2 separate regions of the Homo sapiens genome follow, and region 1 is linked to region 2. A link is an interaction called in ENCODE POLR2A ChIA-PET data of the cell type or tissue named here. Cell type or tissue: GM12878. All regions are shown on one strand. Links, peaks and the distances in the headings refer to the core of each region. The heading gives the core; the rest is flanking DNA. Region 1 overlaps AFTPH (aftiphilin). Region 2 has its middle 50 kb from the start of SERTAD2.

What was found. ChIA-PET counts read pairs that join two places held together with the same protein. Peaks named below come from ENCODE experiments on the same cell type or tissue, not always from the same donor. Only the 100,000 strongest peaks of a DNase experiment are listed, where the experiment ranks them.
Region 1: POLR2A ChIA-PET joins it to region 2 with 5 read pairs; 3 of 35 experiments call an interaction of 5 or more read pairs at or near these places.

The regions. Positions count from the first base shown.
Region 1 is chr2:64,586,385-64,602,939 of GRCh38, forward strand. AFTPH (aftiphilin) reads left to right here. Exons shown (of 10, transcript NM_203437.4): 10 at 5,504-6,621. The coding sequence ends at 5,651. LOC105374773 (a long non-coding RNA gene) reads right to left here. Exons shown (of 7, transcript XR_007086343.1): 3 at 16,141-16,242. Among named protein-coding and RNA genes, the nearest start is that of LINC02579, 13 kb to the right of the region's middle. In GM12878, for the core only: a CTCF peak has its summit at 9,229; no DNase peak of the experiment used is centred there; H3K27ac peaks cover 845 bases.
Region 2 is chr2:64,696,045-64,712,599 of GRCh38, forward strand. No RefSeq gene overlaps it. Among named protein-coding and RNA genes, the nearest start is that of SERTAD2, 50 kb to the left of the region's middle. RefSeq lists enhancers at 2,846-2,915, 3,993-4,052. In GM12878, for the core only: no CTCF peak of the experiment used is centred there; no DNase peak of the experiment used is centred there; H3K4me3 peaks cover 241 bases; H3K27ac peaks cover 2,115 bases.

The DNA of each region.
Region 1 (16,555 bases), core at 4,805-12,804, 110 kb before region 2:
AATAAATACATCCCAATCACATGTTAAATTCAGGTTTATATTTTAAATAGATTCTTCTATAGAAAGACATCCATTTAAAAAAGCCTTTTTTATTGTGAATAATAAATGTTTCTCTCTCTTAACTTTAGCTTGAATTATCATATTGTCTTTTAAACTTTGTGTGCTTTTATTCCCCCAGATTTTTCTTATTGCCTTTAATATTTATAATTATGAAATACATTATTATACATTAGACTACCCTTAACTTTTCCCTAGAATGGCTTTGTAGCATGTAAATCCTTGTTTGTCTGCCAGTTCTCTCCATTGTTCTCATAGCCCCATGTCTTTGCAGTATGCCACCTGGCATTGCCAAAGCCTCCTCTTCAATGAACCTACTTGTAAATGTGGCTATGTGGCTTTTTTTAAATTTTTTTCTTTCCAAATAAATCACTTCTTCAAATCGAAACTCCTCTCATAGAAAAAAATGGATGAGAAATTTGTATATGTTAACTAAAAGCTAACACACATTTGACTTAAAAACCAAAAAGGATGCTTTTATTGTTTGGGTTTCCCCCTGCTATTTTTAGGACAACCCTTTCTGGGACAGTTCTACTCTTTCCTTCCTTTGTTTCCCCTGCAGTCTCACTGACCAAAGAACTATAGAAGTTTTGAAAATCCCAATGATGAGAATTCATTTCGTGCCATTAGGAGGAGCTCTAAACCACCTTAACTTGTTCTCCTAATTCGTTAACTCATCCTTGAAACATGCTGAATCTAGAGAACTCTTCCAAGCCCTATCACTTTAAGAAGCTATTTTCATTTTTTCTCTTGTTCTATACTAATAGGGAATGAACTAATAATGTATCCTGGAGTTAATGTCTGCTAATTCTGTATTGAGTTACTCGCTAGGACCTGTCCAGCATCATATTTAAAACAAAATAAATTGGAGAGAACAGGTTGCCAACTTTGTATTTTCTGTTTTGAGAAATGTCATTTGAAAATGGTAAAAAAATACAAATGCCCGCAAGTCTTAAAATACTGTAAAATGTCCCAACGAGTGATTCTCAATCGTACAGAGCAGAGACAGGCTGGTAGCATAATTTCAGAAAGCATTTTTAGTATCTTATTTTTAGGTTTTCTTTCATTTTTCTCTTGAATAAAGTAAACTGCAAAAAATAAAGCTCAGCAAAATCTTCTTGGCTATTGCCAATAAGCAGAAGATAAAGTGAAAAGGCATTTTGATAGACTATAGGGTAAGAAGGAGTTAAACAGTGGTCAAGGTAGAAGAAATTTGACATGGACCAAACAATATCCAGTACTCTTTACTAAGTGCCTTTGAGTGTCTCAGGGAATTTATATGTGCTCTTCTCTTTTGGAACACAAGTTGTGAAAGTGACTTCTCACTTTGAGTTTTTTAAAGAAGTGCAAGTTCTTAGTTTTAAAATAGTTCCATCTTCTTGCCTAACTTTCCTAATATGGAGGAAAATTACTTCCTATTCTAAATCACTACTAATTAGTGACAGCTAGTTAGTAGCCATAGACCTGTAACTGAAGTTTATGCAGGTCAAAGAAATTTTATTCTTTTTTAGGCCTTTTTATTGAGATAAAAATTTATAATTCATTCAGGTGTTCAATTCACTGGTTTTTAGTATATTCACAAGGTTGTGCAACCATCATCACTATCTAATTCCAAAACATTTTTATCACCCCAAAAAGAAACCCTGTACCCATTAGCAGTCACTCCTTATCCCTCTCGTTCCCCAGGCCCTGGCAACTACTAATCTGCTTTCTGTCTCTACAGATTTGTCTTTTCTGGTTATTTCATATAGATGGAATTCTATAGTCTGCAGCCTTTTGTGTCTCGGTTTTGCTTAGCATTCTGTTCTCAAGTTCATTCATGTTGTAGTATGTATCCGTATTTGTTTTTTGGCTGCATAATATTTCATTGGAAATAGCACATTTTGCTTTTCCATTAATCAGTTGATAATTGGGTTGTTTTCACTTTTTGACTATTATGAGTAGTGTTGCTGCTGTGAACACTTGTGTATACGTTTTTGTGTGGACAGATGTTTCCAACTCTGTTAGGAGTGGAATTTCTGGGTCTTATAGGAACTCTAACTTCTTTGGGGAACTGCCAAACTTTTCCAAAGTGATGGCACCATTTTACATTCCCACCAGTAATATACATTCCAAGTTCTCCACATTCTTACCAACACTTGTTATTGGTCTTTTTGGTTATAGCCATCCCAGTGGGTTTGAAGTGATATCTCATTGACATTTTTGTTTGCATTTCCCTGATAGCTAATCATGTTGAGCATCTTTTCATGTGTTTATCGACTATTTGTATATCTTCTGTGGAGAAATATCTGTTCAGATCCTTTGCCTTTTTTGTTTTTGTTTTAGTAGAGACAAGGTCTCAGTATGTTGCCCCAGGCCGGTCTTGAACTCTTGAGCTCAAGCGATCTCCCTCCTCAGCCTCCCAAAGTATTGAGATTACAGGCATGAGCCACTGTGCCCAGCCATTTGCCTATATTTTAATTGGATAATTTGTCTTTTTATTGTTAGGTTGTAAGATTTTTAAGTATATTCTGGATACTAAGCCTTTATCAGAGAAATGATTTGAAGATATCTTTTCCAATTCTGCAGGTTGTCTTTTCATTATCTTGATAGTATTCTTTGACACACAAAAGCTTTTAATTTTGATAAGATCTAATTTTTCTTGTGATTTAGGTATCATATCTAAGAAATCATTGCCCAATTCATGGTCACAAAGATTTATACCTAGATTTTCTCCTAAGAGTTTTATAATTTCAACTCTTACATTTAGGTCTTTAATCCATTTTGAATTAATTTCTGTATATGGTATGAGGTAGGAGTCCACATTCATTCTTGTGCAGGTGGATATCCAGTTGTCTGAAAACTGTTGAAATGATTTCCCCCACTGAAAGGTTTTGGCACATTTGTCAAAAACAAAAATTAAAAAACAATTGATCATGTTTTTTTCCTGGACTCTCAATTATATTCTCAATTATATTCCATTGATAAAAAGGATAAATCTTCACTAGAGAGGAATAGATCAAAATTAGGTCACTGCCTTTGAGAAATGATCATGATATAACTTTTTATTTTCAAATTCTCCTTAAGTGTTTGCTTCTTCCCATATTCTAAGAAGACTAGCTCACACCCATGCACAATGACCACAGATAAATGCACAAACTATGAACTGTGTAAACTTTTTATTTTAAAATATAATTTCATATTGCCTCTGAAATAAGGCAATTGTTTAAAACCCTAGAATAATCTTTACCAACTGTTTCTTAGGTAAAAACTTATTTTTTGCTGTCTGTTCCTACACCCAAACTGCACTCCACAAATGGGAAAGTCCATTTAGGTGCGCATTTATTCACTGTTGTTTTAAATAACCATTTATCATTATAGAAGTAGTAAAGTATATTTTTAGAAAGTTAGGAAATCCGGACCAAAAAAAATTAAAAATGAAAGTATCACATTCTTACCATTCAGGATCACTATAATTCCTTAGTGTAATTCTTTCAGATCTTTTCCTATGCAAATACATATATGGGGGGGGGGGGGGGGTTTCCACCAAAAATGAGATTTTAGAGGTCATAGTGAATTGACCTCTAAAATTGACCTAGTCTTAGTCAGTGATCTCTGTCCATTTCAGTGAGTTTTCATTTCATCTACTTAGGCTATATTCAGATTTCTCCAACTATCCTTTCTCAGCTTTGTACAAACCAGTATTCAATTGAAGACTATTGTACCTGGCTGTTGGGGCTCTTAAGTCCCTTTTAACCTAGCATATCTCCTCATTCCTTCTGTTTTCTTATTAACAGTAGCTTATATAAAGATTAGTATAGGTGTCCTACAGAATGTCCTAAAAGCTCTGGATTTGTCTGTTTGCTTCCTTCAAGTAATATTTGCTGTGTTCTCTATCTCCCTATTTTCCTGTAAATTGGAAATTATATCTAAAGGCTTGCTGAATTCAGGGTAAATATTTTGGCTAGAATGCATCCTAGGTGTTATATCACATCAGAAGATCCATACATCTGGTTGACTCCATTGTTAGTGGTGCTGAGATTGACGATTGGTGAGAAACTGACCTTTTCCATTATACAGTTCCAGGTTTTCACTTGTCATGTATCTGGTTTTACTTTGGAATGATGCAGATATCCAGTTCCCCATCAAACGTCCACATAATAGTTTTGCCACTATTTAAGTGCAATTAAAAATGTAGATTTTCATCAGAAAAAAATGTTGGATTGCTATTCCATTCTTCTAAGAACCTAGTACTGAATGCAGTATTTGGTTCATCTGCTATATGCCTGATGCTTTTTCCCTTTTGAAAAACTTTAGTCCTAAAAGTCGTTGGATTTTTCATTCATTCTATAAAATCTTTTTATTTCAGTCTGGATTCAAAGTGGTAACAGAAAAGTCCTAGGAATAAAAAAGCCTGTAGCTATCCTTCCTTTCTTGCTTTACCTCCTGGCTTCCTGCACCCCATCCAAGGAAAAAGGAAACATTTAGGTCAAAGAAATACCTTGTGTCACATCTAAGAATACCAGCTATCCTTTACCATAAAAGAGAATTATTAGGCTTTTTATAATGAACAACTTGAAATGATTTTTGGTCTAAAGCGAATAATATGTATAACTACTCCTTTAATATATTTAATATCCCAGAAAAAGTTTGAATTGCAATCATGTGCCCAATTTGAGGCTCATTTGGCATTTTCTGTGGCTCACCTGCTGAGTAGACCTGGGTCACCAGGCATTTTCTTGTCTGTGTTAGGCACCAAACTGCTAATTTCCCATATCGGGGGCCAGTGCAGCAAAATCTACTTCATCTACAGGACCCATAGGATTTGAGATTTCCCTCACCCAGAGTTCCGTCCTGCCTGTGTACGTGCATAATAACACCAGCAACCAGCCCTAGTGCTGCTGCTTTTGGACCTGCTGTCTGTATCCCAACAGGCTGAGACTGGGTCTTCTGAGCTGAGAGCTTTCTCTCCTGGAATTCCCCACTGGGGATAAAGAGAGCCTGAGGTTAAAATGACTTAGTCTTTCCCTGGGCACACTTTGTTTCAGGCTGAGGTAGTTTTAGCGGGTGGAGGGGCAGGGAAAAACCCAGTTAGGTGGAGTGTTACTAAGGCTTCAGATTTATATTTCTGTTTAGTAACATTTTAAAATTATGCCTGGGTAGATGCTTCTAGCCTAATGTAAAGGCTAGAAAGTACACGAGCTGTCTAGGTGTGCATGTGAGTATCTGTGTGTGCATGCCTAGCTTTAATGAACATAAATAGGCCGCACGTCACTCTTCATGAGATTTGGCATTTGGCACAGGAAGCATACTGCACAAAAGTATTACAAGATTCAGGAACTAGCAGAGGAAAAAATACTCAAGTCCCCACAGATTGCTAACTGTCTACCTTGAGAGTGGATTGTCTCCCATTTTACCTACAGCAAAGTCACATTAACACACTTGTCTTTTTTTCATTTGTCAGTAGGAAACCGAAAAGAGAAGAGCACCTAAGTGAAGAAGCTATCAAGGTGATCGCTGGCCTTCCTGACTTAACATTCATGCATGCCAAGGTGTTGATGTTCCCAGCCACGTTAACACCTTCCACAAGCTCTCAAGAAAAAGCAGACGGATAACTGATGTGAATTGGACAGTTTCTATTGCTTTTCCTTTTTTCCATCCCTTCCCTACCATCAAAAGCATACCTGCTCTAATTAAAAAAAAAAAAAAAAAAAATTCAAGTTCAGCTGATTTGTTGGTAAGCCGCACTAGAAAGGTATACATAGTAATGTATATTTATTTACATACTGAAGTCCTAAATTTATATTAGAAAAATGTAAATAATCGGGGGTAAACATTTTTGAAGATTTATTCTTTTTGTGTTGCTGGGGTGTATACATTTATGTCTTTGTGAAATACACTGGTGGTGTCCTTCTTACAAAACTTTTGAAATAAAAAAAAAACTCAAATCTTCACTGTCTGTGAAATCCCCTTCAGTCTTTTCAGATTGCATTGACTGTCCTCTTGATTTTTCATATTACATGTCAAATTACTTTTGCTATCATAAATAAGCTCCAAAGTCCCCCATTTAATTTTTTTTTAATTTTGTGTATGATGGGTTTCAGATCTGGCTTTTGTTAACATTTTGGGGCTTTTTTAATCTTTTCAATCTGGCGTATTGCTGTTTGACCTTTTGCAAGGTACTTAATTGCTCTTTTGTTATAGGGTATGGATCATTGTCAGAACTTGATTGGAGGGGTTTAAAGAGATTGTGTCTGTTTAAAATCAGTATGATTCAGAGAAGGACCAAATTATATGAATGTCTTACAATGGAATTTACTTGTTACTGATTTTTTTGTTCTATTGTACCACTATTTTTTGAGGATTTTGCACAGTGTAAAATGACATAATCATAGATTGCTATGGTTTAGGCTGTATATACAGTGAAAACTATGGGTTTTAAATGTTTGGGGAAATTCCTATGGAAAAAAGAGAGACATGTAGAAGAACCTCTAACAAGGTTAATGTGCATGCCCAAGGTCTTTTGAAATTTCAGTGTGTAAATTTCCTTTTAGCTTATACAAAAATAAAATAATTTAAAAGAAATTTAGCCTGGTGTCTTTGTACTTTGGTATGTGAGGAAAAATGTAATGAGTTTGAATGAGAAGTTTTGTTGAATATTAACATATTTCAATCCAGAGAAAATCTTTGGTAGGGCTTCTACTTTGTTGAAGCCAGGAAGAATTAGAATCTGGCCTATAAGAATTGGATCAGCACTTTTAGTAGCTGAGCTGTTTGTTTTTATATAGAACATGAGATCAGTAAAGAAATTCCCATGATTCATTATAATGTGTCTTCATCAGAGTATTGGCAAGGTTAAATAGGGATTTGTAGGGATTTTTTTTCTTTCCAAGAATATATAAGCGTGAAATGAAGGTAGGCAGAAAAAGTCTAAAAATTTTAGAATATTAGATATTGCTTCAGCAAAAAGTCACATGACATTGCATCAGGAACAGGCAGTCAGCTGACAGTCGGCCTCATCCACTCTGGGAATGTGCCAGTGGAACTCCTGCACCTCTGTCATTGGCAGATTCCTGTGTTGCCAGGGGATTACACTGGCCATTGGAACGCTTGCCTGAGTGTAATGTAAGTATGGCCTGGAGTGACGGAGTGACAAGATGCCTATCCAGTCCATATCCCACCATTTCCCTAACTATTAAAAAAAAAAAAAAGTTTGGTCTTTTTCAGAGAAACTTTCTTTCAAAATAATCACAAGTTTTTAGTGTCCAGCAAACCTTTTGGGTGGAAAAAGATGACTCGGAAAATTCCTTAGCAGAATTTTTCATGTTTCAGTAATTGAAACATAAAGGGCTACTTCTATAGTACATTACAACTAAATTATAATGGCAAGTTTCACCAACCTAAGTTCACAGCCCACATGTTAACTGTGTTACCAAGAGAAAATTAATCAACTTCTCTGAGCCTGAATTATCCATAAAAATGGGAGTGATCCTACCTCATGAGGTTGATGTATTAAATAATGGATGTATTTAATAAGACATTTGTCACATGAGTAAACAGTCAGTGAGCGGTAGCCAGAGCATAGCATCAGGGAACTCCGTGAAAGCTCCTGGAGTCCCAGTAGGTTCAAGAAGCAGACACAGGAGAAAGGGTCACTAAATAATAATAGAGTCACTTGGCATTTTAAAATTAAGTGGGCCTTCGTTATGAAAGTGGCTTATTTTAATGACTCAGATATTTCATCTTATAACCACTTTTAGATAAGCCAGACTTTCCTTTTGTTGTTGTATTGGTCTTTGATGATTTCATAACAGGTACATTAATATTGGATCATCATAACTTAAAGTTAATGCTTCAGTACTGAAGACCAAAAGATGGTCAGCTTTGTGCCAGACCAGATTTAAACTATACAATAGCAGTGGCTGGCAGGAAGAGCTTTGAGCACCTTCTTGGGATCTCAGCTAAGGGGCAGCCTGTCGCTTACAAGCTTGTCTTGGTCATCAGCAGCTGCACATCTGTCTTAAAGTCAACCAGGAAGTTCCTGCAGAGTTAAGAGGGGAAGAAACTAAGTAGTAGGAGCCGCAAAAGGCCAAAGCCTACACTGGGGTTCAGCAAACAGCTTTGGGTCCTCTATGTCTTAAAACCAGCTCATTCATCCCGCAGCTTCATCCCACTGGATGCCCAAGTCCCGAGAGCCAGACATAATTCCCCAGGTTAATCCAAGCCAGACTGGGAAGCATGGGAGAAAACTTTCCTAAGTTGAGTCACATCAGTACTATTTTTATGAGTCGTCTTTTTTTTTTTTTTTAATAGAGAAGCTTGTTCTTCCCTCTTCATGATTGTGTTCTTTATGTAGAATTTGTCATCTTTTCATTCCTTCATGTTTATTGAATCAGTTAGGATTAGGCTTGGCTGTGAGTAACAAAAACCCAAAATACTGCATTTCATGTAGTAAGACTCATCCTTTTGTCACATTTTAACTTCTCTGAAATTGGAATGTGTCATACAATTGGATGGGTTGTCTTTAGTTGGCAGCAGTTTCTTTTTCTTAGCGACGTACTAAGTAATGCTACCTTACAACCAATGACAGAGTAGATGAAAATGGTAATGGTGGCTTAAACAGTGGAATTTTATTTCCCTCCTGTAAAATGCTGGAAGAAAACAGTCTGGGGCTGGTAAGGGGCTTCATATGATCACCTTCTGAAGTCCTTACTAGCTTGTTCCATCATTCTCAACACATGGTTTCTACCCTCTGGTCCAAGGTGGCCGTTAAGGTTATGGCCTTCCATGCCTATATTCCAGCCATCAGGGTAGAAAGAGTGAAGAAGGGATTCTCCTTCCCATTAAGGATACTTTCATTAGGGCATACACAGTATTTCCAGTTATAATCTATTGGCCAGAACTTCATTGCAGGTTCCTATCTAGCAGCAACAGAGGCTGGGAAATACCTCTATTCTGGGTGGCCATCTAAAAGATGGGGAACCTAGTTGTAAGGAAGAAGAGATCATATAGGGCAACCAGTAGTCTGAGCCACACCTATTTTTTATTTCTCAGCTCATAAACATACTTCCTTGAGATAAACTAATGCATAGAGAAATGAATTCCAAGATCATTTTCTCAGGCTGCAATGCCTCAGGCTAGATTTATTGCCTTCTTGATGCTTTTCCAAAAGGGAAAGGATCTATAGAGGGCAGTACAGGATTTCCTGGGACCATGGAGGAACAAGTGCTAAGACAAGTCCCGGGTGGAAGTAGGGGCAGCCTGATGAGATGAACACTGAATTGGAGTGGGAGTTGTGTGTTAAATACAGCCCTGTCACTAACCAGCTGTAAGATCTTCGATAAATCCCTTTTTTAAGCACCAGGTACTTCATAAAATGAGGGATTGGAGTCTATAGAATCAAAAACTAAGGTAGGAGAAAACCTTAAAGAATAGAATTTTAGGGCTGGAAGATCAGCTGGTCCAGTGCTTTCCAACTACTCCCAGGAGCCCCGCAGCAGTGCCAGGAGGCCTTGGCACCTACAGTCAGGGTGTGTCCAATAATAACACACTGGGCTTATATATTTAGGGAGGGGAAAGGTGATTGCAGAAGATTTCATGTAATAAAAACGTTCCATTGCTACCAAAAGTTGAAAACCAAAGATGACTCAATACTCATAGCTGAAGAAATGGAAGCCTAAATAAGAAAACTGACTGGCACATCATTACATATCTATAACCAGGGGCAGGACCTGAACCCAGTTTCCCTTACTCTTGGCTTTTTTGTTTATACCCTCCTGCATCCCCACCCCACCCCCAACCCCCGTCTGAATAGCTGGCTGGCCACCTTTTGCCTGAACATTTGCAGGGACACTGAGTGGGCTCAGGACTTCACCAGGAAGTCTCCTTGCCCACCTCCAATGCACACGTACACACACACACACACACACACACACACACACACACACGCTTGGCTGGCAGCACAGATTGCTAGGACCTTGAGCGGAAACCTGGTTTCTCATAACCGGTTGCTCATTGGTTCAAGTTACCTTCTCTCAAGCTGCAGGGATGAACCTAGACTCTTCCATGAATATCTGAAGATCACTACCATGCTCCTCCTCCTACCAAACCTCCCGTGATGACATGGTTTCCAGGCCTTTCTCACACACATTATTCTTTTCTGGACATTGTCCAGTTTGCCAAAGTTCCTCTTAAAATGTGCTCCCCTGACAGAGCCAGAGGCCATCTCTTCACTGGCATGGGGCTCAGGTTTATTTCAGACCCTACTTTTAATGTAGCCTAAAATTGCATTACCGTTTATGGCAACAATATTGCCTCTTTAGCTCAGTGTGTGAACAGCCTTTTACCCCTAACTGCCGTCAAACCAGATTTTTTTTCTCTCATCTCTCATCTCCTGGTGTCACTGAGTTTTTTGAGCCTAAAAGCACGGTTTTATATCGATCCTTTTTCAGGATTTTTTGTCAGCTTTAGACCATTGTTTCAGCCCGTTCATCCCATCAAATCTTCATTGTACCATCAACACACAGACTTGCCCTCCTTCCTCTGCTCTGTCATCCACAGATTGATAAACATCCTTCATAATCCAAATCACTCACACAAAATGTTGACCAGTAAAACATCCAGTGTGCCAGGAAGACCCTGGGTGCGGCTTCTCAACCCAGTGATGCCCACATTTCTTCATCTTGCCCACCAGTCATAAAAACAGGTGAAGCCTTGCCAAATCCAATCATGTTACACCTGTGGCATCTCATGGGCCATCCTGAGCATTTCTACAGATGCTCCCCAAAACCTCACGCAGCTTGAACATTTCTGTGATGCCCAGCATGGTGGCACACACCTGTAGTCCTGGTTACTCAGAAGGCCGAGGCAGGAGGATCACTGGAGCCCAGGAGTTCGAGACCAGCCTGAGCAACACAGTGAGACTCCTTTTTTTTTTTTTTTTTTGAGACGGAGTCTCACTCTGTTGCCCAGGCTGGAGTGCAGCGGCAAGATCTTGGTTCACTGCAACCTCCACCTCCTGGGTTCAAGCAATTCTCTTGCCTCAGCCTCCAGAGTAGCTGGGGTTACAGGTGCGTGCCACCACCCCCAGCTAATTTTTGTATTTTTAGTAGCGACAGGGTTTCACCATTGTGGTCAGGCTGGTCTTGAACTCCTGACTCATGATCCGCCTGCCTCGGCCTCCCTAAGTGCTGGGATTACAGGTGTGAGCTACCGTGCCTGGCTGAGATTCCATCTTTAAAAAAAAAAAAAAAAAATCTGACTAGTTCTCCAAAAGAAGCATAAGGATGATAAAACAAGTAGAAGATCAAATGACATCTACTCAGGATGGGAGATTAAGTGAGGATGATCCATATCATCACTGGCATATAGAAAGCCCTCAGTAAACAACTTTTTATCTTCATTCATCCAGATCAGTCTTCTGTCATTGATGATGCAGATAGGAGGCTGATAGGAGGAGGATATGGTTGTCTTCTTAAAGTTGCCCTTAAGGAATCTGCTTTGTTTCAATTATCTATCATTTCAGTTATCTTTTCAGCCTGGACCATCTGTGAGAATACTGCATATCACTTTACATAATGTTATTATTTTAAATTTACCTCTTTCAAAAACTGCTCCCTTCCTTCAGTTTTCAAAAACCAGGATTTAGGGAACAAAATACTGGTCACTGTTGTTGTCAACTGTGACTTCAAAGCCTTTCGCTTGCTCACTCCCAGCTCTCCTTTTGACCAGAGCTCATGCTCCTCTCCTGCCTCACCATCCCTCCCCTGAAGGTCAGGGACTAGGGAGGGTCACGAAGACCAAAAGGGTCAAGGAGGGAAAATAAGGAGATCTTTTGTGATCTGCGCTGTGTCTACCTTAGAAGAGGGGCTGCTGTCATCTCCTACCCAGTGTTTCCGCTACAGAATCCTTGATCAAAACAGCTAATGATGATCTCAGTGGAGATCGTCATCTTTCCTCTCCCCTGAGCTCTGTGCGCCACCCCCTTTTTTATTTATTTATTTATTTATTTATTTATTTATTTTTTGAGACAGTCTCTCACTCTGTCGCCCAGGCTGGAGTTGAGTGGCACAGTCTTGACTCACTGCAACCTCCGCCTCCAGGGTTCAAGCAATTCTCCTGTGTCAGCCTCCCAAGTAGCTGGGACTACAGCTGTGTGCTACCAAGCCCAGCTAATTTTTGTACTTTTGGTTGAGATGGGGTTTCACCATGTTAGCCAGGCTGGTGTCAAACTCCTGGCCTCAAGTGATCCGCCCTCATTGGCCTCCCAAAGTGCTGGGATTACAGGCGTGAGCCACTGTGCTCAGCCCTGCACCACTATTCTGACAACCCTATGGCCGTCCCCACCTAGATGTCCCCAAGACACTCCTGCAATTAAACATGTGTACCACAAAGGCTTGTGCTCACAGCCTTCCAGCCCTCCACCCGACCCCACCATGCCCCTGGCCTTAGGATCACCCTTGCTCCATTTGCCACACTTCAGGTTCACTCTCAGCCTGCTCCCCTTCCTTACCCCTCATCCTATTGGCCTGAAATCCTGTCAGTGACACCTCCTAAGTATCCATTGCCTCTCTCTTCAAGCCTTCATCATCTTTACATGATTATTGTAACAGCCTCACACTGACCTTCCTCTGCCCGTCCCACCTCCAATTTAACCTTCCACTATGCCAATGGAATGCTCTTTTCCTGTTGAGCATCCTTCATGGTACCCCCTTACTCTCTGGACAGTCAGCTCCTTGGCAGGTTCCACAGCACTGGGATCGTCCTCTCTGCATGGAGGCTCCCACCTGGCCTACCAGCTCCTTGCTAGTTACCAAATGCCCACTGAGGGCTGGCCCACGCTCATCGTCTCTTAGGAAAAGCCTTTCTCACCAGCCAGCCAGCCTCATTTCCTCAGGGAGCCTTTCTGGGCCACCTCCACAGACAGAGCTGGCTCTCCAGCCTCTGCGATTGCTTGGCAAATCTCTGTGATCATGTAATGCTCATCATAAAACTACTTCACATTTATTAAGAGCTCTGCTGAGTGCCAAGTACTGGGCCTCACACACATTCTCTCTTAATGCTCACGGTAACCCTAAAAGGTACCTGAACTCATCTCCTGATAAGGAAACCAAGACGGGACATGATGTCACTTCCCCCAAGGTCATAGAGCCAGGAAGCAGAAAAGTCTTGAGCCCAGATCTGAAGGATCACAGAGCCTGAACACAGCCACAGAGCATCAGCCTCAGTGGGATGAGGGCTGTTATGTCACCTCTCACCTTGCTTCCTGATGATGGATTTACTTGTCTCTCTCCCTCAGGCCATGAGCTCCTTGAGAGCAGGGACTGGATCTGGCTCATGTTTGTCCTCTGTCCTCTGGCACAGTGCCTGGTGCATGGGCTGACTTTCATTTTGTTTGCTTCCTAAGCCAGTTTATGCATGAGCCCCTCAGGGGAATGTACGGGGACCCTTCCTGAATCTGTGCTTTGCTTCTGCCTGCAAACATTGTGACCCTCACCTCAAGCAATGTCCAAATTTTCCCCCAAAATATCATATTCTATCACTCACTGACTCAGTTCTCCAAGCTCTGAAGCAACCCCCCAAACCCTTCGGTTTTCATTCTGCCAAATGCTATCTGTTTCTGTTGGCTTTTGCCTCAATCCCTGCCTTGTGTAACCAGCAGGTAAGAACTGGATATGGGGTGATCCTACTCCTGGGGTACAGCTCTACAGCCCACAGCACCAGGAAGCCCCTAGTTGAAAAGTATGTACACAGCTCTGTAGGAGAGACCCCTGAACCTAGGACCCATCCTGACCATTCCTCCTAGGGTGCCCTGAGTGGATGGTTGGAGGAAATCAGTAAAGATGCCTCTCAGTTGCCGAGTGTGATACCACAGGAGCACCTGAAGGCATGCTGCCTAAGGAAACCTGCCCCACCCACTGTCAGCCTCACCGCACCCCACCCCCAACCTTTTATTTTTCTCTGTTATCCAAAGCAAGACTTCCAAGTTTGGGCTGGAGGTGGTGCAGGGAGGGTAGGTGGAGTTGCTTCTGACTTTGTAGCTCTGGGACCAGGCTTCCCAACATGGCCCAAGGACCCCCAAACCCAGCAGGATTACTGCCAAAGCAAGCCACACTGGGGGCTCTCCTTCTGTTATAAGTTCAAGTCACATAGCCTGGGCACGGTGGCTCACACCTGTAATCCCAGCACTTTGGGAGGCTGATGCAGGAAGATGGCTGAAGGCCAGGAGCTCAAGACCAGCCTGGGCAACATAGTGAGACCCTGTCTCTATAAAAATAATTTTTTTTAGGTGGAGTCTTGCTCTGTTGCCCAGGCTAGAGTGCAGTGGTGTGATCTTGGCTTACTGCAACATCCACCTCCCAGGTTCAAACGACTCTCCTGCCTCAGCCTCCCAAGTAGGTGGGACTACAGGTGTGCACCATCACATCCAGCTAATTTTTATATTTTTTAGTAGAGATGGAGTTTCACCATGTTGGCCAGGTTGGCCTTGAACCCCTGATCTCAGGTTATCCGCCCGCCTCAGCCTCCCAGAGTGCTGGGATTACAGGCATGAGCCACTGTGCTCAGCCAACAATTTTTTAAAATAAATAAATTTAAGCCACAGCTTAAAAGAGACCCTCAGCTAAATGGAGACATGTTACCAAAATCAGTATTTTTACTCAGTGGGAGGAGAGAAGTCTTGCCTAAGGACTGTCCAACTCCTCATAGAACACTTTAGTCCTAGGAAGCATCAGGGGAGTGGGGTTGCAATTTATTTCACTTTATTTCTGCTGAGTTGCCTTGGGAGTCTGAACTTTGATCTGGGTGGGAATCAGAGAATGGCACGGGTCAGTTCAAGCTCTTGTCAGATAAAATGTTCTCCCTTGGCTCAAAGAAGAGGCCTGAACTCACTTCCCGTTAACCTAATATCTGTCTCGGCACCCCTGTTCCACGGTGATCCCTTCTCCCCCACCCTATTTAATCACCTTTCCTGGCCACTGCTGTCCTGGCCATGCAGCAACAGCTACAACCCAGAAGACAGGCAGGTATTGCTTCCCTTCAGCTACTATCTTGTAACTCCCTCTTAATTTACAATCTGTTTGCTGTTTCAGATGTTTGGAAAGAAAACGCCTTAGTCAGCAGCCCTAGAAAGCCTCATTTTCAGTAAAATCTGGACACTTCTTTTCCACCCTAGGGTTGTGGTTTTTGTTTGTTTTTTTTTTTTTTTTTGGCTGGAACCTAACATCTGTGAGGCAGACAGGACCACATGGGCTCTGTGTCACCAGACACCTGTTGAAAGGATGTAGTCAGGGGTAGAAAACCTGGGCCGAGCCCACCGGTGACAGCCGGTATTTATCTAATATCAGCCTCCACTGACAGGGAAATGGACGGCAACCCAGCACTAACAGAAGAGCAAAGAGAAGAAAAGGTGATGGGTCCGAGCTGCAAATGCTCCTGGGGACCTGCTGGGAATCCCTTTCCCCACTGACTGACAAGAAACCCAAAGGTGCTTGAAGACATGATGGTTTTCCCTGCTGAAGAGGAGTGGCTGCCACCACAGTATACACCTCCGCAGGGCTGACCTCTGGGGAGAGGGTCCTTCCAGGCACATCCGTAAAGCGACACACCTGTCAATCTGCCTGAGTTTTCATGGTCTTGTGGTGTGCTTCTGAAGGATCATGAAAGAAAGGGCATGCGCGATTTTAGATAATTGTTTCAACACGGGGCTTGGTAGAAAACAAAACTCATAACTGGAACTGTGTTTTATGCATGAGGCAGCTCTGGGGCCCTGCCAGCTCATGGCTTGCCTAGGCCATACGTCCTCAAACGCACCAGCCTCAGGACATGAGGAATCCTGAGCCCTCGAGGTCACAGAAGAGGTGGCCTGTGCATCACTCCTGGAAAAGAGGCAGAAAAGTGGCAACCAGAGTTCAAATGAGGGCACCGCCACTTCTGTTGTGAGACCATAGACCAGTATGTAAAATGTGGCTAGGAATTAAAGTAAAAAATACCAAAACAGCCTGCTTAGGGGAGTTAGAGATAACTCATTGTCTTCGTCTGTTTGGACTGCTATAACAAAATACATTAGACTGGATGATTTATAAACAACAGAAATGTGTTGCTTACGGTTCTGGAAGCTGCAAAGTCCGAGATCAAGGCGCCAGCAGACTCCGCGTCTGGTAAAGGTGCACTCTCCGCTTCGCAGATGACTTCCTACAGCGTCCTCACCTGGAGGGAGAGATAAGTAAGCGCCCAGGCCCCTTTTATAGGAGCACTAATCCCACTCACAAGGGCTCTGCCCTCGTGGCCTAACACCTCCCAGGTGCCCCAACTCTTAACACCACCACATTGGGGATTTGGTTTCAACATATAAATTTTGAGGGAGACACAAACATTCAGACCAGAGCACTAAACCCTTAGCACATGAATCTCCATAGGGTATGACTGCAACATCGACAACCACTTAGCATAATGCTTGGAAATAGTCAGTGCTCAATAAATGTTAGTTATTGTTTAGGGCACCAAGATCTTAGTGAGTATC
Region 2 (16,555 bases), core at 4,634-12,633:
ACAGAGGGTGATCTGGGAACCACCAACACATCTGGCCATGGGGAGTTTAACTGTAGGCATGCATAGCTGAGTATCTGGCAACAAACTCAAGGGATCCTATGCAGATGTGTGAAGTTCTTTTTCTGCATAGCTCCCTCCTCTCTGGCACTTTGCCTCACAAGTCCCAGTCTTTTCAGCTTCACTGACCTCCAATCTCTCTCCTCCCTCAGCTCTGCTACATGGTGGATGCATAGTGCCTGCACTCAGAAACCTGTGGTGATCCCAAGACTGACTCTGTTCCCCTCTCTTAGAGATCCCTGTCTGCACTGCCTGTTGTCCAGTGTTGGAAACAGTTCTTTCATACATTGTGTCCAGTTTTCTTGTTACTTGAAATAGGAGGGAGGACCAGTGCCAGTAACTCTATCACGGTGGAAAAATAAATTCTCATTGTAATATATTTTAATTGGGATATAAACTGAGCTCATTTGAGGCATAAAGCTACTTTTTGCAATCCAGAAGCTTTCCAACTCAGAAAATAAAGTTTTATGTATCTGCAAAGGACACTAATACTGATTACCCCCTGGTGTTACTATAGTACTATTATCAATGTTTCCTCTTACTCACTTAGTCTAGCTCTTGATAATTTTTTCCTCACTTCTTACCCACATCTTTTTCAATAGGACCATTTCCTAGCACTCCATCCCACCTGCCTGTTTATCTGAATCTCATTCATCTATTTGTTCCAATGGAGATTTACTAAGTACCTACTAGGAGGTAGCCTAGTGTGGTGATTAATAGCTTGGAATTTGTTCCAGGCTGCCTGGGGTCCAAATTCTTACTAGCTTGTGGCCTTAGACAAAGTACTTAACCTTTCTATGCCTTAGTTAAATGGACGAAACAGTATCTCCCTCATAGAGTTGTTGTGAGGGTATTTGAAGGAGATACTTCCTGGTGGAGAGGAAGATCTATAGAATGCTTAATGCTAATACTAATAATAGTGCCAAGCACTATCATAAATATTGGACAAAAATGAATAAGATACAGGAATAAGATACAGCCCCTTCCCTCAAGGAGGTTACAACCCAGTACAGGACACACAACAAGAAGATTTTTTTTTTCCAAATATTTGATAAATATTCAGATAATCATTGTAAGAAAACATTTACTGTGCACTAAATAACATTCTCTGTCACTTAATCCTAGTGACACAGTTAGAGACTACTGTTATATCCAGGTTACAAATAACAAAACTGAGTACTTGAAGGTTTACACAATTACCCAAAGTCATTCAGCTGCTATATAGCTGGGATCTAAACCCAGGTAGCCTAATTCCAGAGAAATAGAGATTTACTGGCTCACCATAGCATAATGGTTAAAAGCATAAGCTCTGGAATCACAAAAGAAAACACCATTAATTCTCCCTACTAAGGCCAAGGAAGAGATAACATTTGGGTTACGCTTAAAGGAGGAATAAAATTTCACCATGCAGAAACAGGGAGAAGCAACCACAAAATGATGTAATTAAGGATGGGGAAATAAAATGGCAAAGTGTGTGTATTTAGGATACTGAGACTTTTTTTGATGAGGTTATAACATAAAATGTACTTGAGGAGAGAGGGAGAGGATGAAGCAGAAGTCAGTTGGGGTCATTTCTGGCACAGCCTTCATACGAGTGTAAATTCTATCCTGAATACTTTCCAAACCTTTTCACATCAGGGCATACAAAAATAAAACATTTGTACAGCATACTGCAGGAAATGAACCCACCTGTTTGCTGCTGGAGCCCACAGGTGACCAGCGCAGCCAGGATCTATTGCCCGCTCTCCCCTAAGGGCCGAGGGGATTGGATATGGGGTGTGAAATAGAGAGCTGGGATTCCAGTTTAGATGATTAAGGGATGGAGAGAGATGCCGTGACAGGAAATAGAGAATTTAGAAGGGTAAGCTGGGAAAACAGAACAAGTTTAATTCAGGATATGCTGTCAGGGGCCTGCAAGACAATTAGGAGAGAACTTTGTAATACCTTACCAGAGATCAGGAGAAAAATCCTACCATTATCTGACTCATCAACCCACACTTTCCAAAATCCTTGCTTTCTTACCTTAATTAATTATTACCCCAGTGTTGTGTTCAAGCCATATGTCCAATGTCTTTTGGATCCATGAAAAAGAAGATTGAATATTTTTTGGGAAATGTGTTTATAAATATGGGGAGAAAGTAGAAGGATTAGAAGGAGAGGGGGTGAAAATGACTTGCATTTTTAGAAAAGGTGACAAGTGCGGCTTTTGATATATCTTTATAAGAGCACAGCCTACAAAATGGTTCTAAAAAGTTAAGGGGAATAGTTTGTAGCCAAACAATTAAATTCACTGGGTATTAGGGAAGGTACAATGCAATTGTGCAACACTGGAATTTGACCAGGTCATTAGGGTCAAGTAGTTAAATGTAGAAGGTACTTCTGATTACCTAGAATATGAAAACGTCTGTTTTCCTATGCATTAAAGGAAAACTTCTAAATCACACTGTCTTTCATTTCTCTTGTCCCTTAATTCTGAATGTAACCAATGATACTTAAGTGGTACAACTGGAGGGGAGAAAAGATAATACTCCCAAAATACAGATGAGAAAATGTTTTAATTAGTGATTTTGAAGTAGTTAATGTGTGTTAACAACTGTGGTTCTATAAAAAGAAACCATGCGGAGAATATACCAACATTTAGTTTATGTTTTCACAAGTATATGCTGACTGTCTCATTATTAAGTACACAGAGCTCAAAAAAAACCAGTGCTACAGAGAGTGTACACTAACTGTTAAACATTGTAGAAGAGGTTGAGAGATACTGGCTAATGACTACCATAAAAGGAGTAGATGACTAAGAACAGAGAGGATGTGTGACTAAAAAGTCCCTCTATGGTTCTTTGAAAATTCCCTGAATAACTAGGCATGCCAAATGTGGTCTGTCATAAAATTATTTGATGCTAAACTCTGTAGTTAGACGACAAATATACGCTGTGTCCAAAGGAGAAAGTCTTTGTATAGACCATTTAATTGCAAAGTGCCAAGACAAATCAAGACCATTAATAAGTGAAAGTGTTAATCAAATTAAAGTGTGACCCAGAGTTCAAACACTCCTGGGCTAGATTGGGCTCACTCTACAGACTCATTCAATTTTTAGGGGGCATGACCACTGTGCAGCGGCCAGGCACTTTGGGCCACCACTGCTCCTTTCTACTCCTGAAAATGTACAGGAAGTATTGCTTCTCACAGATCCTTGAACACTGTAGAGTAATACTAGCTGGCACATCACAGCCTATCTCTAGTAAATCAACCTTTTCACCCCAAAGGCTTACTTACCACAGCTATACCAAAACTGCAGATATTAAAAAAAAAATCCCAGTACACATTTGGAAATGTATCATAATTCCCCTACACATACAACCGTCTCTGAATATGCTAATTGGAACAACCGATTTTCTTTAAAAATGTTACTTTTCCCTCAAGTAATAACTCCAAATTATTATAATAATGGTAATAGTTACTACTGTTACGTAAAAACATCATTTGATCCTTAAACTCATGAGGTAGGTTTCAGATGGGGAGACATATGCAAGGTCATATCCTTTAAGATCAGACTGGAAGCCAGGCACAGTGGTGTGCCCCTGAAATTCCAACTGCTCAGGAGGCTGAAGTACCAGGATCGCTTGAGCCCAGAGAGGCAACACAGTAAGATCCTGACAAGGTCTCGCTCTGGGTCCCCACACAAATCTCATCTTGAATTGTAATCCAAATTGTAATCCCCATGCACTGGGGGAGGGACCTCGTAGGAGGTGACTAGATGATGGAGGCAGTCCCCCCATGCTGTTCTCATGATAGCGAAGTGAGTCCTCACAAGATCTGATGGTTTTATAAGGGGTTTTTCCCACTTTGCTCGCACTTCTCCTTGCTGCCACCATGTGAAGAAGGACGAGTTTGCATCCCGTCCGCCATAATTGTAAGTTTCCTGAGGCCTCCTCAGCCATGCTGAACTGTGAGTCAATTAAGCCTCTTTCCTTTATAAATTACCCAGTCTCAGGTATGTCTTTATCAGCAGCGTTGAGAATGGACTAATACAGATCTCATCTCATATCAAAAAAACAAACAAACATCAGATTGAAACCCAAGTTTGTCTAACTTCAAAACCCATGTTTGTTTCACTACACTACATTGTTTCTTGATACTCTTCTGTTTGCTAAAATACATATTACAGACATTCATGGGAGAAAATATATTGAGTAACTAGTGACTCAAATGGGGAAACAGTTTTGAATGACTACAGGACTGTCTTGTAAAACACAGCAATGACTTTTTATGCCATGTGATTGAGGTTTTTTTTTTTTTTTTTTAGTTTTAGTTTTGGCTTTCCTAGTGTATGCCTGTTATGTATCCCTCTAGACATGTCTAGAATACTATATCAAATTTCACTAATATACAGTCCTTTAGTAAAATGTATACCCTCACCATGTGTGAATCCTGCATATTTAAGAATCCATATTCCACGTATACAATGAAAAATAAGCAAATCTTTACTCATCTTTAGAGCTTTCTTGCTTTTCTTTCTTTCTTTCTCTCTCTCTCTCTCTCTCTCTCTCTCTCCCTCTCTCTCTCTCTCTCTCTCTCTTTCTTTCTTTCTTTCTTTCTTTCGAGACGAAGTCTCTCTCATCCCCCAGGCTGGAGTGCAATGGCGTGATCTCAGCTCACTGCAACCTCTGCCTCCCGGGTTCAAGTGATTCTCCTGCCTCAGCCTCTCGAGTAGCTGGGATTACAGGCACCGGCCACCATGCCCGGTTAATTTTTATATTTTTTAGTAAAGACGGGGTTTCACTATGTCAGCCAGGCTGGTCTCGAACTCCTGATCTCAGGTGATTCTCTCACCTCGGCCTCCCAAAGTGCTGGGATTACAGGCTTGAGCCACCGCAGCCGGCCCCACAGCCTTCTTTAATTCAAGATAATTGATTGAAAAATAAAGAATGAAGCTTACTTTCCTTATTGGTATTTTAATAAATCCTTACTGGTATTTTAATAATCCCATGTACAATGAAGAACAGATTTTATAAAAAGTTTAATTTTCTGAAATGATAAATTGTAAAATGGCACTTTGTTCCCCTAAAAGAATACAGTCAAATATTAAAAATATATACCATAATCACAGGGGATATTTATTTCTCTTGTTGCATCTATTCCCCTTCTTTCACAACCTCACCATTCTTTTCTTTGAGAACCACCTCTCCCTTTTTTCTCAGTCTGGATGACTTAATTCTCGGCACCAGGGATGGGCACATGGCCTAGGCCTGGCCAGTCAGTGCATTTCATCCCCTTTGCCACAGTGGTTGGTTCACAGGTGCATACATATCCCAAGACAGGCCAATGAGATTCCACACCAAGATTTCCACACAAAATATTGGGAAGTGCCTTCTTTCTTTCTGGGATGCTAAAATGGTAAGACTATGGATTCTTGCTGTCTTTACTACCACATGGGAACAATGCATGTAAGAATGAAGACACTACAGGGGAAACCAATGAAGAAAAGTGGGAAAACAACATATTCCTGATATTATTTGAGCGGCAGCAAGTTCAGGGATGGGGAAGGTTGGTCTCACCAGCCTATCCCTGCTATGTGGCCTTACTGTGATGCAGGGCACCCAGCTCCCTTAACACCTTATTTCTAGTCTTCCTGCCAATGCTAGGAGCACCGGATACCATTTTTGTTTTTGTTTTTTTAAATAGACCACAATCAGTTTCTGTTTTTGTTTGTTTGTTTGTTTGTTTGTTTTTTGAGACGGAGTCTCGCTCCTCTTTTGCCCAGGCCGAAGTGCAGTGGCGCTATCTCGGCTCATGCAAGCTCCGCCTCCCGGATTCACGCCATTCTCCTGCCTCAGCCTCCCGAGTAGCTGGGACTACAGGCACCCGCCACCGTGCCCGGCTAATTTTTTTTGTATTTTTAGTAGAGACGGGGTTGCACCGTGTTAGCCAGATGGACTCGATCTCCTGACCTCGTGATCCGCCCGCCTTGGCCTCCGAAAGTGCTGGGATTACAAGCGTGAGCCACCGCGCCCGGCCCAGTTTCTGTTTTTACAACCAAGAACCCTGGCTACTCCAATGAGTGAACACTTTTATAATTTTAGGGTGGAGAAAGCCTGCCTAGAAAGATACATCTGACTACATAACAATCAGACGTTGGGGGACAAACTGGCAACATCATAAAATATTGTAATGTACGTTCTGCTAGACTCAGCAAGCCCATACCTACAAATGTACCCCATGGAGAAAAATGAAAAAAATGTGAGAAAATGTTAGGTTTAAATGATGTTCCCAGCAGCACAATGCCTACAAGAGTACAATGAAAAACAAGACAGATGCCTGGAAATACTGGTTTGTTGAATAAATTATTATACATTCACATTGGAATACTATGCTGCCATTTAAAAAGACAGTCTATACTGACATGGAAAGATCCCCATGACTCAAAGTAACAGAAAGCAAAACAGCATCTATAGTATGATTTTATTTATATAAAGTTATCTATCTCTCTCTCTATATATATATACCCTGGGGGAGGGTGGGGTCTAGAAGCTCATTCATTAAAATGATGCCAGTTGATTCTGGGTGGAGGGCTTGCGGGAGGGGGGTTATGCCTTTATGGTTTGAATCTCTTGCACAAACGTATCTTTATAATCACACAAAATCATAATGCAAACCACACACATGCACATACATAAAATCAGTATAATTTCCAAAGGAATTAAATTTACTCTGGAGTCGGTTAAGACATAAGAGAATTTTAATCTTTTCATATGGCAATGTAAGCCTAAAAATTTATAAAATTGACCTAATAGGAATAACTCCCCTCTCTTTTCATTCTAGAGATATAAGACCTAAGGGAAAGGCCTAGGCTAGACCAGCAACCAACTGAAGCATCCTGAGGAAATAATTTGTTTTATCTTCGGAATAAATGAACGATGCTCTTCGGAACCTTCCCCATCCCTGAACTTGCTACCGCTCAAATAATGGTATCTTGTAAATAATGCTCTTCTGAATTTGCACAAAAAGCAAAGGTATATGAGGAACTATGAGGGAACAAATGAAGGCCATAAAGACTTGTTCAGATGGTTGTTGTGTCAATTTTGACCAGTCAGAAAAACTACTTGAGAAAGCATCCAAAACGCAAGGGAATTATTTTGTCCAAAACCACCCAGTATCTCTTCTTTGCTACAAACTCAAACATACCCACTGCTTATCCCCAAATCCTCAGACATAGAATCAATTTGAAGAGTAGTAAGTAAAATACTTGGCATGTATTATCAAAGGCAAGATTGATAACAAGAAGAGGTAATGTAACACAACCTGTCAGTCTACTACACTAAATAGTACAACCAGCACATCTCAAAGTCTTGTTTCAATGGCCCATAATATTCTGAAGTATTTAAATTCTCAAGAATTCTACCTTTGAAACAGAAACCTCTCTACAGGGTAGCATAACTAGTACAATAAACCCAAGTTAATTTTGTAAATTTGCCCTACTTCTTTAAAAATTAAGATATATGAGAATTCAAGGATGTTAAACTCTAACTCAGAATTTATGTATTCAAGTACAGGCAGTCTAGCCTGGTGGTTAAGGCCCTGGCAGTGGCTGATATGAATACAAATCTTGGCGCTGCTGTATACTAGCTATGAAGTCTTTGGCAAGTGACTTAACCTCTCTATGCCTCAGTTTCTTCATCTATAAAAAAGGGGTAACAACAAGACCTGCTTCACAGAGGTGTAATAATTAAATAAGTTAATATATGTAAAACCCTTAGAATCTTTTCTGGCAAAAAAAATGCTCAATAAATATTAGCTACTGTATGATTATGAGGCATAAATTATTCTAATACTCTAATGCTATGGGATAGCCATAGAACTAACCAAACTAAATTTAACTTTTAAGACATCTATTATTCAACTCATCATGGTTCTGACTTTTTAAAAAAGTAGTGAATAATGAACTTTAATTCTTCAAGGCACTATTAAGCTCAGTGGTAACTAAATGTTATTCCTAAGTTTACACAGTACCATAGTCTCAAAGCACTAAGAAGCTTAATTTAATTATTTTCTGAACCAAAACTGTAGTAATTCTTTTTCAAATAGACAATTTCTAAATGTGAACATGTTTATCGTGGCTGCCAGCTTCATTCTGAAAAAGAAATCTTTACAAACATGACAGGTATACTTCAAAGAAGTGGTAATGGGAAGCTTATGCCAGTTATTACTAAAAATTTGAATGGGACTATTGCAAAATCCAAACATGAAAAGCTTCGTACTCAAAACTGACCTATCTTAGATGTATTGTTTTCCCCCCACACTATCAAAATGAAGCTTCTTTTTTCCCCCCACTTCACCATTACATTTTCACCATTTTTTTTTTTTTTTTTTTAGACCACGTCTCACTCTGTTGCCCAGGCTGGAATGCAGTGGTGTGATCTCAGCTCACTGCAACCTCCGTCTCCCAGGTTCAAATGATTCTCATGCCTCAGCCTTCCAAGCAGCTGGGACTACAGGTGCACACCACCACACCTGGCTAATTTTTGTATTTTTAGTAGAGACGGGGTTTTACCATGTTGGCCAGGCTGGTCTGGAACTGCTGACCTCAAGTGATCCACCTGCCTCGGCCTCCCAAAGTGCTGGGATTACAGGCATAAGCCACCGCACCTGGCCACCATCCTTTAACTTTAATGATGATTAACACATCATTAGACTTCATTTAATTGTCCCTTTTCAATAGGGATGCTCTTTTGAAATAAATGTCTCTCTCTCTCTCTCTTTGCAAAAAATCATGAGACCTAAAATCTGGTGAATTTATCATATCACATCACCAAAAGAGTCTGCCTTTAACACACAGAGCACCACAGGTTTTGGTAGAAACAATCTAAAAAGCTTTAATTAACTAAGAATCTACTACATCCCAATGTATTTACAATTTATCTTAGTCCAAAGACCATGATTTTGTGTCTTGATTGGTGTATTTGTTTTTTTCTGAGTTTTGAAAGAGACCCCCCACTTTGGGCAGGCTCAATTTTTTTAAAGTCATAAATAAGCCTCCCCGCCCACAGCTTTTTGCAGTAAAACATCTGAGCTTTGTCAGCAGCTCTTTCATCTGGCCCTTGATTTGAAAGGCAAGATAATATACTGGGCCACAGCCTAAGCTCCAGTAAAAGCCTGACCTTGTGATATAAGTTGTAGCCTAACATCAAATCACACTTATGCATCAGCATACACCATTACTACAACAATAATAATTTCTGACAGTATTGAGTGTTTTACCTGTATTAACTTACTTGGTCCTCACAACAAACAGATGAGGTAGCTACTATTTTCATGCTGACTTGATAGATGAAAAATTGGAGGAAAAGTGAGATTAAGTAACATAACCAAAGTTACACATATTGTGAGTGATGTTGACATGATTGAAACCCAGGTGGTCTGAGCCAGGGCCCATCCTCTTAATGACTATGTTATACTCTCTCAATTTTGGGCAAGTGAGAAATAAAAAATGCAGTGATGCGAGCTGCATCATCATGCATTTAATTTACTCAAATTCAATTATATGTGCTCAATTAAAAATGAAAACTGATTGTCAACTGATCATAGGATATTTAAAAAGAAAAAGAAAACTGAAAATTACAACTTAGTGTACACAATTCCTCATTTTATTCATCACATACCTACAAGCAGAGAGACGGGGAACTAATTCTTTTGTACCCTCAGTTAATTTCCGTACTTAAATATCCCTCATTAATGACCCAAGTACTTCTTCTTAATGAGAGTATTTAATTAAACTGAGCATGGCTTTGGTGTAAAGAGTCACATTTTTTCATATAACATTAGCTGTATACAAGTCAACTATTTCACCTGGTGCTCAAGTGAAGAATATTCTGCTGCTTCCAGGGAGAGCTGGCTCCCTGTGGAGATGGAAAGGCAGTCCCCACTTGCACCTTCCTAAGAGATTTATAAGAACAATTTTGACCAATGCCATTTTTGCCTTACATGCTAACTTCAAAATCTGTCTCAGGCCTTAGAAGCAACTCCACTACATGCATCAGCACTGTATGTGTTACATCATTAACAGTCGGTAATAGGGGCCACATAATTACAGAATGCAATTCATACTCTTCCAGGCCATCACTGTGGCCTTGCAGACTCTTCTTATATTCCTAAGAGCATCTCTTCAGTGCTTCCCCACTCTCCACAAGTCTCAGAAAGTTCCACAGCTCAAAAAGATCCAACTCGTAGCAGTTAACAATATTACCTCATAACATCGGGGCCATGCAGCATCAATTCTCTCCATGTACTTTACATTGACCACAAAACCCTGTATCCTTATCCAGCCCTTCCTGCTATAAATTGGAATCTAGTCTCATCACTTTACTGAAACTGCTCCCTCAAAAGCCACTGATGTCCTGCTTGCCAGATCCAATCACTCCTTGGTCTTCATCGGGGACTCTCTCTCTCTCTCTCTCTCTCTCTCCACCCCCCCCGCTCTTTCTGGCAGGGATTCTCAACCCTGGCTACGAATTACAAGTTTGTAGTACAAAAAAATCAACTCAAGATGGATTAAAGACCTATATGTAACACCTGAAACTATAAAAGCCCTGGAAGATAACTTGGGATATACCATTTTGGACATAGGAACTGGCAAAGAATTCATGATGAAAATGCCAAAAGCAATTGCAATGAAAGCAAAAGTCAATAAATGGGACCTAATTAAACTAAAGAACTCCTGCACAGCAAAATAAACTATCAACAGAGTAGAAGCAACCTACAGAATGGGAGATAATATTTGCAAATGATACATCTGACAAAGGTCTGATACCCAGAATCTACAAGGAACTTAAGGGAACGTACAAGCAAAAAAAAAACCCATTAAAAAGTGGGCAAATAACATGAACAGACACTTTTCAAAAGACATACATGTTCCAACAAGCATATGAAAAAATGCTCAATATCACTAGTCATTAGAGAAATGCAAATCAAAACCACGATGAGATATCATCTCACACCAGTCAGAATGGCTATTATAAAAAAGTAAAAACAAACGAAAAAGCAGATGCTGGTGAGGTTACAGAGAAAGGGGAATGCTTATACACTGCTGGTGGGAGTGTAAATTAGTTCAGTCATTGTGGAAAGCAGTGTGGAGATTCCTCAAAGAACTAAAAACAGAACTACCATTTGACCCAGCAATCCCACTAATGGGTATATACCCAAAGGAATATAAATCATTTTACCATAAAGACACATGCATGCGTATGCTCACTGCAGCACTATCCACAATATCAAAGAAATGAAATCAAACTAAATGCCCATGCACAGTAGACTGGATAAAGAAAATGTGCTATATATACATGATGGAATACCATGCAGCCATAAAAAAGAAATACCATGCAGTCATTAAAAAAAATGGCCTCCAGTTCCATGGAGGTCATTATCCTTAGCAAACGAACACAGGAACAGAAAACCAAATACTGCATGTTCTCACTTATAAGTGGGAACTAAATAATGAGAAGACATGGACAGAAATAGGAGAACAAGAGACACTGGGGCCTACTTGAGGGAGCAGGTTTGGAGGAGAAGAGGTTCAGAAAAAAATAAAAACCTATTGGGTACTATGCTTAGTACTGGAGTGATGAAATAACATGTATACTAAGCCCCCAAGTCACAAGTTTACCTATATTACAAACCTGCACATGTACCCCTGAACCTAAAATAAAAGTTAAAATATTTTTTAAAAAGAAGTTTGCAGTACAAAGAAAAATAGTGATGCCAGGGCCCCACCCACAGATTCCAATTTAATTGGTCTTGGATTGGCAGAGGCATGGGTATTTGCTTAAAGATCCCCAAGTGATTCCAACATGAGCCAAGGTCAAGAATCACTACTTTACAAAAGTGACCCCACTCATTAACTCACCCCTTCTACTTGAACCTTTCTCTCCTCCCAACATCCTCCCTTAAGTAGGCCCCAGTGTCTCCTGTTCTCCTCTTTCTGTTCATGTCTTCTCATTATTTAGCTCCCACTTATAAGTGAGAACATGCAGTATTTGGTTTTCTGTTCCTGTGTTAGTTTGCTAAGGATAATGACCTTATCTTGGTTGCCATGATATCATATTTGCCGGGTATTTCTATTTCTCCTGCTGTTCCCCTTCAGCTTTCTCCTACTGTTGCTCCTTATCTGGAGTTTCTTTCTCTGATTCCCTTTGCCCTGCCAATTGTTCATTTTCTATTCAACCATTAACTTAAATTTTCTAACAGTCCCAAATCTCCATATCTAATCTTAAACTCAAGCCTCAGCTCCAAACCCTCACCTCACATAGATGTTATCTCTCTGGAATTCAAATTCCATATGTCCAAAATTATCGTACTGTGTTAATTGCCTCTCTCTCCCTTTTCCACAGTAGCTATTTCAAACTTTCTGCATTTTCCTCAGACTCCTCATTCTCCTCATTCTGCTGCTTTGTTTGCAGCAGAAAACTCTGCTCCTACTTCACAGAGAAAATAGAAGCCATTAGCCTCTCTTAACTTGATCCCAACCCAATGCAGTCACCTACACATGCACTTTCTCTGCACCCAACCCATCTGGGGCTTTTGTTTTCAGCCTCACTGGAGATCAGGATCTATCAATTATTTCCCTTCTCTCTTCTGGATCCTTCCCATCAATATCTAAACATGTCGATGTCCTTCCCCATTTTCAAAAAAGAAACTCAGAAAACTGTTCAACTCCACATATTCTCCTAAATACCACCATCTTTCTTTTCTTTGCAGTGAAAATTCCTAACAAGCTGTCTCCATCCACTTTTTCCCCTTCTCAGTCTCTTTTGGAGGCCCCTCTCCCTCAGGTATTCCTCACGATGCTGTCCTCACTTGTTCGCTTATATGCTCTTCCTGTACACTCTCATCTGCTCCCATGATGTCAACTGTGAGCTATGTCCTGATGCCTCTTAAGTTTATCTCCAGCCAGATCTTTGATGACATTCAGATTTACAACGTCAAATGCCTAACTCTACTTCTCTTCTGAGATGTCTTATGGGTATTTTAAATTCAACATGTCCAAAACAGAACTCATTCTCTTCTCCATGCCTCTCCTGAAACCTGGTCCAATTTCTCTCTCACTGAAAGTCATCATCATCATCCATCCAGTCTCCCAACTCAGAAACTGGGGCACAATCCTTCTCTCCTCCTCTTTCCAAGCCCACCACATTGCAAGCACCAAGGTCTGCCCATTCCACCCCAACCACCCCAACTGCTTCATTTCAGTTCAGGCGGAGATGCTCTCTTGCTTGAATTTCACTGGAACAGAACTCCAGCTAGCCAGCGCAATCCCTCTACAAATGTGGATCTGATCATGTCACTCAGCTGCTGGGGATGAATAAGACACTTAATAAAAGTCCAAACTCTTCGGAAGAACACATACGGTGTTAGCCTTGCCTGCTCTTTAACATCCTCTCTCTCCACTGCCCCTACTCCTGCTCTCAGATCCCAGGAATTTCTTGGTCCAAGAGATGCACCACATATGCTCTCTCACCCGAAGGCCTTTGCAATATTCTTTTTGTCCTCTCCAATTTACTCAACTGTCCCTCCTGTTCGCTCTGATTTTATTTTATTATTTTGTTTTATTTTACTTTATTTTATTTAATTTTTTTGAGACGGAGTTTTGCTCTTGTTGCCTAGGTTGGATTGCAATGCCACGATCTCGGCTCACTGCAACCTCCACCTCCCAGGTTCAAGCAATTCTCCTGCCTCAGCCTCCTGAGTAGCTGGGATTACAGGCATGCGCCACCACACCTGGCTAATTTTGTATTTTTAGTAGAGATGGGTTTTCACCATGTTGGTCAGGCTGGTCTCGAACTCCTGACCTCAGGTAACCCACCTGCCTCGGCCTCCCAAAGTGCTGGGATTATAAGCGTGAGCCACGGCACCCAGCCTCCCTCTGATTTTAAATGCTGTATTTATCATATGTTAAATTTGGTTCTTTCTAGAGCAGGGTTTATAAGAAGAAAAAGAGAAAAAAAAAGAAAAAAATTTCGTTCTAAGTCCTTTTTTTTTTCCTGGATTCTATTCTGTTTCAGTGATCTGTTTGTCTCTTCTTGTGCTAATGCCATAATGTTTAAATTTAAGATATACTTTTATACCTGGTAGGACTATTCCTCTCAATCTTCTTCATTCAAATTATGAGGAACCTCAGACTAAGTTTATCAAATTAAAATTCCACTGGGACTTTTGGTTGGAATTACACTGAATCTACAGATCCCTTCAGGGAAAACTAACATTTTCTCTTCTAGGAATATGTTTCTCCATGAATTTAATTCTTCAATAAATATTTTTTGCAATATGTGTCTTACAGAATTATTAATTTTTTTCTTGGGTATTTTATAATTTTAATTGCTATGGTGATTGGAGTTTTATTTCTTTAAATTCATCACTGGTGACGTACCGGAGAGGTGTTGACTTCTGTATAGTTACTTTGTATCTGGCCACCTTACTGTTTTATCAGTACTCCAGGAGACTGAAAGAGTATTTGGTTCCACAGGAAAGAAGAAGACAACAGTTGAAGCAGGTTTGTAGGCAAAATAATGAAGTCCATTTAAGAAAGACTGGGTTAAAATGACAATATTATATTTAGCTGAAGATGTCATGAAAGTATACAGAAATAGAGAACTGAAGCAGAGGGGAGAGGTGTGGGCTGGACAAGATGTAGGAGTCACACGCATACAGGTAAGAGGTGAAAATACTCCTTAAGGCAATGTCATGCCAGGATTAATGAAGAAAAAATGTTTCTCTATTCTAAAATCTTCTATTAAAAATAGAGGCCAGGCGCAGTGGCTCACACCTGTAATCCCAGCACTTTGAGAAGTTGAGGCAGGAGGATCACCTAAGGTTAGGAGTTTGAGACCAGCCTGGCCAACATGGCAAAACCCCTTCTCTGCTAAAAATATAAAACTTAGCCAGGCATGGTGGCGGGAGCCTGTAATCCCAGCTACCCAGGAGGCTGAGGCAGGAGACTCGCTTGAACCTGGTAGATGGAGCTTGCAGTGGGCCAACATCACGCCACTGCATTCTGGCCTGGGACACACAGCGATATTCTGTCTCAAAAATTAAAATAAAAAAAAAAGACAGAAAATACATTTTTATATTGTGTGGTGGTTTCATATTACAGTTATGGAGTACAGACATGTAAAGTGTACTTTTCCAAAAGAATTTCAGGAGACCAAGGGTGGGGTCTCCTGACTTTAGATATGACTACTACATTACTACCATGGGATTCATGTGAAAAAAAGATTCTGACGATCAAACGTAAAGGCAGGAAACGGGTGGAGGGAAGAGGAAATGCTGAACTACAAGGTCATGGTCAGGAAACCAATTTGGCAAGGTATGTGGAAAACCAAGGCATATAGAATCAAATACCACATACAGTAGTGCGCAGCCCAAAGCCAGCTTTGTTTTCAGTAGCAGGACTCAAATGGCAGAGTGAAGGCCAGCGCCTGCCGTTGACAGTGGGAACCTCCTCAAAATTCCCTGTTGAGCTAATTTTCTTTTAGTCACTCTTACTGCTAAGACAGGCTTTTTAATGGATCCCAGACAAAAAGCTGTCTAGGTCCTAAGAAACGCATTAGTAATAAATGCCTATTGTTGGTAGCTAGCAATGTATACAAAATCTCCTTTTCATTCATTTCCATTATTTGTTAAATAAGTCAAAGAACAATATTTGTAAATCACAAAATAAAAGAAAATTAAGATATAGTATGTACAGTTAGATCCTAATTTTATGAAAGGTGTGTGTGTTCATTGAAAAAACAAGAAGGACATTTATCAAAATGTTAAAAGTGAGTATCAGTAAGGAGTAAAATGCAGGAGTTTTGATTTTTTAATGTATTCTTTTCTGCATTTTTACATAGTTTTCCACAATGAATATATATTGATGTGGTACTAAGGAAAAATACAAGTGTTATAAAAAACATAAATCAAAATTGTAATATCAAAGGAAAATAATCGCAACTGTAATGCAGAATTTTAGACGACTCAGGAAGATAGGAATCCTGATTAAATCTCCAAATTTTCAGAATATGAGTAATAAAATACAGGAAGATGTACACCTAAATTTCTCCTTTGGAGAAAGCCGGAATAAAACAGTCTTTTAAGGACTAAGTGTGAAATCCACAAAAGTAAGGGTAACAGCATGAAAAGGGAAGGTAACTGACACTCTCATGATGCAGAGAGAATAAAGAAGAGGTCGGAGAAGACAAGTAGCTCAGAAACGACCCCTTAAAAACAGCATACTTTTTGGGAAATGAATCCAGCATCTCTCTCAAATGATAAGGTCTACAGAGTTAACAGTGTCTTCTCCATATGAAGTGATTGCTAGGTGCTATAGGGGATATAAAGAATTACTCACAGCCTTATGGGAGCTAGTGTTAATAGGGGTGGAAGTAGGGAAAGAAAGTAAGTCAATAGTAATGCATTATAATAATGAGAAGTAGCACAGCATGGCAGGTAAGAGTGGGCTCTAGAGTCT